2 separate regions of the Homo sapiens genome follow, and region 2 is linked to region 1. Evidence: chromatin loops called from intact Hi-C (ENCODE). Cell type or tissue: GM12878. All regions are shown on one strand.

Region 1 (2,500 bases):
TGTCAAAGTCGCCTCCGCCTCAGCCTCCTTTCACAACCCTGCCTCATCTTCCACACCAAGTCTCAGGGGGCCTGCAGGACCCACCATCATCCTGGAGAAGTCATGGGTCGCCAGCCACCTGTCTCCTGTGCCTGCACCCAACTAACCATCGCTTCCTGCTAATTTGCATTGACAACCTTCCTGCACTTGGCTGCTCAGGGGAGTTTTCTGGTTTTATCTCCTCAATTAACTTTGGCCTCCTGGGTCACTCTGGATTTCCCACTGCAGACCTGGCTGTGGAAGCCTGCCTATATGCTCCAGAGGATTCTTGTCTTTTCACGAGCCCTCCCTTCCCATCTGCAAGCCAGGCTGTGCACACAGCAACATCTTGCAAGGGAGTCTCGGCCATGGCAGGATTTTTGAAGTTCTGGTGGGTGTCAGAGCTGCAAAGGGCCAAAGGACTGTCTAGTCCACTCTAGCCCACCCGACTTTGCCTCCTCTCCTCACTTCACAGATGGGAAATTGAGGCAAGAACTGAGAAAAGGCTTGCGGTGGTCATACATCAAGTCAGAATAATGGCCAGACCCAGGCCTTGGTGCCCCCTCAACCCCCTCACACTCTCTCTGCCACATTTTGTCAACAGAAAACAATTTGCAAACTTCATCAAGTTAGGAGGGAGTGAAAAATGTGTTTAAATATTGAGCTTCAACAGCCTTGTTACTTCTAGGCACCTTCAGCTATTTGCAAGAATCTCTGGGCATAGCATGAGCCGGGCTGTGGCATGGGAGTGAGGGGCTGGATGGAGAAGAGGCCTCCCTCCTGGGCCAGGAAGCCGACTCCCATCCCCTCCTTTAGCACCGTGGACTGAGCACCTCTAAAATAACACCTCCCATGGAGTTACGATGCGTCAGGGAGCAAATGAACTCTGAGATGCAGGAACTAGACCTGAGGACAGGAGGAAACTGGGAAGGGAGTGGGGAGCAGCAGCAGAGCAAACAGAAAAGATGCCCGAAGGAAGCGAGTTCCTAGGCCACCAGGGGCCAAGACCCCAGCACGTGCTATAGATTATCTTGGGGTTCCCAAGAGAAAGAAACTCTCAAGATCAGAAAGTCACTGTTGTCTTGGAGGACTTTCAGAGATAATGAAGTCTAGAATGCTCTTGGTACCTATGGGGAAACTGAGGCCCAGAGAGAGCCTCGCATCCCATACTGAGTTGGGGGCAGAGCCAGGACTACTGCCCAGGCCCGACCCCAGTGTGAGACTCTTTCCACAAGGTGGGGAACCAGGGCGTGGGAGCAGGGTTTGCAGGAGACCTGAAGGAGGGGACATCTATGGTTGGGTGTTGAACTTTTTGGAGCCCTAGAGGCCAGTGAGGCAGAAACACCACAGAGGAAAGCTGGGGTTTCTCTGTGACAACAGACTCTTGTGGTGCTATGAAGAAACTGGTGTGGTTGTGATGAGGAAAGAAAGGCTGTGAAAGTGAAATTTCCAATTTGTGAGAGGAGGAAACTGCAAATGTGTTCTCCATCCCATGCAAATTATCTGTGGCCTTTTGTCCTGCACCTGCAGCGGCTCACAACATACACAACACCAGGGCTCAGACAGGGCTCAGGGTCCCGCAGAGTCTGAACTGGGTCTTCCAGCTCCAAACACAGCAGGAGCACAGGGGCAGAGAAAGTCTCCCTCCAGCTGTGGGGGTGTCCTGAGATGCCTGAGCTGCACCTGTAGGGTGTCTGCCCTCCCAAGGGCCTGCCAGGATGAGAACGGGCAAACCTGGCCAAGGTGACCCCATTAGGGACTACCCTCCTAGGGACAGCACTCAGGGCCGTTCCCAATCACCCCGGATTTCCTGTCCTGCTCGTCTCCTGCCACACCTCCTTTTGATCTACCCCCAAGACACCCCTACCTTTTTATTCTGTGAAAATTTACTCATGCTGTGGGCCCTGCTGGAAATGCCCTCCTACTGTTTCCCCAAACCCCGTCAGAAATTCCACGGGGAAACTCCCTTCCCTTCTGCTGCAGGCACCGTCACTGTGTCTCTCAGCTCTGCCCCCCAGCCTCTGAGTACCACCTTATCCTAGCCCTTAGCTACTGGCTTGTCATTGTCTCTTTACGTTCTCAGCCTCCCACAGAAGCCTGGGAGCTCCTCGAGGGCAGGTATCTGATTCATCTCTGTATCCCAAAAGCCCAGCGTTTTGCTTGGCACCCATTAGAGGCCAGGAAGGGCAAACCTCCTGTCAAATCCCGGGGGAGATGTTGCTAATCAGTCCTGAACACCGTTCCCTTGGAGACTCAGGCTTCTCAACGTGGTGGGTAGGCCCTGCCTGTCAGCCAGGACCTGCTCTCCCAAAGGGGCGCTCCAGAAATGTGTGACTCAGTTCAGCTGGAAGCTCCTGGCCCCTCAGAGGTTTGACGCCAGCCCTCTGGTGTGTGATTTCTGAGATACCAAGGCTTACTTCCTCATGACGCCCGCATGCTGCCTCAGCTTCACTCCTGAGACAGTCCAGGCAGGAAGCACAGA
Region 2 (2,500 bases), 230 kb before region 1:
GAAAATATTTTTATTGGCAGTTCCCTTAAGTCATATTTGTTTTGTAACTAAATAGTGCTTGCAACAGAATTATCTATCATAGGGAGGGAAAGCTCCAACTCTTGAAAACTTTTCAATACTTTTTCTATATTGGTAGTTAATGAGAATTCTTAAGATAGGAAATAGACTGGTTATGACTGGTAATATGATATTGCTAATGTAATACAAATTATGCTTTAAAAAAGCCAGGTGAGGAATTCAGGATTTGGAAGAATATGACATACATATACATTTAACTAAAGAAAGGAGATTTTCTTTAAAGAGAAGATGTGCAACCACAATCAATCCTGTAAGTTAGTCCTTAATCCTGTACTAGCCAGTTTTTAGTATTAAATGGTCTGATTTAACACAAATGAACTTTTGTCAATGGTTTTATTTAGAAATAGCATTACTTCCTACTTTTAAGGAGGATTTTAATAGCTAATAAAAATTCGTTGTTCTGATAAGAACTTGAAAGACATCCTTACTCCCATATAATTGAGTATTTTGCTCTTCATTCAACACCTCAGCCCTTTTGGTTTGCTTAAAAAATGATACAAATTTTGTGGGAGAATAAATATAACTTAAATATTGCTGTAAATGTGTTGTATAATCATATTTTAGCCTGGTATTATTGGTTCTTCTGTGTATGAAATACTTTTAAACATTCAAAATATTCAATTTAAAAGTTTCTGGATAGGTGAGTGGTAGAGATCCATCAGGTACTTACTTGGTTGTGGAATATTTGTGTTCTTGATGCCATGACATTTTAAAGTTGTATTAATCCCTTTATTTTTCTGTTTGAGATGATTCAGTTTGGGAGGTTTTATTATCAGATCTAACAGAAGAAACGTAAGTGTTGTACCACAGGTCATCTAATTTTCAAACCATGTTGGTTAGTTAAACTGACTTTGGTGTATAATTATGTACCCGGTAGTCAGAGGAGTTCAAGTCGATTGCAATTCAACTCTGTGATTGTGCCACCAGTTAGGTTAACATCAGCAGTGAAGGGCCTTCATTGTGTTAAATTTTTAAATTCCGTTAAGATTATTTAAACATAGAAGGAGATAGGTTTGTGAAGCAAATTTCTAAAGCAGTATTAAGCAAAGAGAATCTTTTCTTCCTCTTCTTTTAGATATATCACATACATGTGTATTTTGATTAAAAGGAAAAAAATTTAATGCTTATAGTATAATGCGCATACTTATTTCTTATTTTTAGAATTTATTAAAACTAATAAAATTTGTTTGGAAATCTCAAAAGATCTTTAGTAGTATACCTGCAACCTCAGCAGTCCCTTTTTATCCATACAGATTCTCTGCCTATTGTGGCCGTTTGCTCTAATTTAAATTTCCCATGGCTTTCGGTTGCAGACTTGGTTTTCTGCAAGAGTGCCCATGCTTACATGGTCATATATTCTTGGTGACTTTTCCACTTTTTCTTTTTTGTTATTTTGTTGATTGCTAAAGAAAAAGGGGAATTTTTTTTTTTAAATTTGTTTCTTTGTTTTGATCTTTCTTCCTTAGCCCATCTATTTGTGTGTTCTTTGTTTTGCAGATTGGAAAGAATTATTGTGTGGTACTTAGATCCATGGGGACTAGCAGGGGAAAACTAATTTTGTTCTTGGTTTTGTTTTCTTAATAACAGAAGCAATTTAATTTTTGAGCCATTGAGAAGCTGAAAAGATATGTTAGTGTTATGCATGAAATTGATGGGAAATTATTAATCCTGAAAATTTGTATTCATGGTCACTTTACTGTTGGAATAAAAATGTTATTTTATAGTGTAACCAAGTTAATACTAGAAATACTAATTAACAGTAAGTGGTACTGTTATAAATCTTTAATTTAAATATTATTGTATATTAAGTAGTTGTTTACAAGAAATCTGTTGTAATCTGATAATGTGATTTCTCTTACATTCAATTTTGTGGTCCACAGTGTGTATATATTCAAATAAGCATATGAACATGCCTTTGACGGTGGACACATTTTTACTTTGACCAGATCTTAAGAGTTTGCTTTTTCTTGGCAAAACTTGCATACTTTCAAATGTGAGGAATTTTGTTTTATAACATAACTTTGTACTGCTGAATTTAAGTCCTTGAAGTGCTATGGCAATTTAGTTATTGTTAGAAGTCAAAAGTAGAGGTCTCTGTTCCCAACATCTCCCCAAAATATTTTTTCATTAATATTCACAGGCTTTAAAATATCAAATTATTGTGATCAAAGCTACTTCTGTTTTACAGTTGTTTTGTGAGGCTGGTGTCATACAGTAACATTTAACTGAATTTTGTATTTGCTAAATTAACATAAAATAATAAAGAGATCCTTTTTACCATTTAAAAAATTCTAATAATTTCCTAATCAGGAAAAATGATGTTATGATATACTGTAAATAGGCTAAAAAAAACCTTGTAATGTTGATACATAGGGAAAAGAGTAATTTTGATAATTAATAATTTTAGATTTTTTTCCTTTGA

The links. Hi-C counts contacts between places; a loop is a spot of excess contacts. Peaks named below come from ENCODE experiments on the same cell type or tissue, not always from the same donor. Only the 100,000 strongest peaks of a DNase experiment are listed, where the experiment ranks them.
Region 2: a loop joins it to region 1, with 4 times the contacts of the local background. A loop is called at or near these places in 2 of 110 quality-filtered maps.

Annotation. Positions count from the first base shown.
Region 1 is chr9:37,369,777-37,372,276 of GRCh38, forward strand. All of the region lies in intron 1 of LOC124902153 (a long non-coding RNA gene), which reads left to right. Among named protein-coding and RNA genes, the nearest start is that of LINC01627, 24 kb to the right of the region's middle. RefSeq lists an enhancer at 57-206. In GM12878, no CTCF peak of the experiment used is centred here; DNase peaks (open chromatin) are centred at 155, 1,465, 1,915 and 2,175; H3K4me3 peaks cover 507 bases; H3K27ac peaks cover 2,500 bases.
Region 2 is chr9:37,139,799-37,142,298 of GRCh38, forward strand. The region is part of intron 2 of ZCCHC7 (zinc finger CCHC-type containing 7); the gene reads left to right. Among named protein-coding and RNA genes, the nearest start is that of ZCCHC7, 20 kb to the left of the region's middle. In GM12878, no CTCF peak of the experiment used is centred here; no DNase peak of the experiment used is centred here; H3K4me3 peaks cover 803 bases; H3K27ac peaks cover 2,448 bases.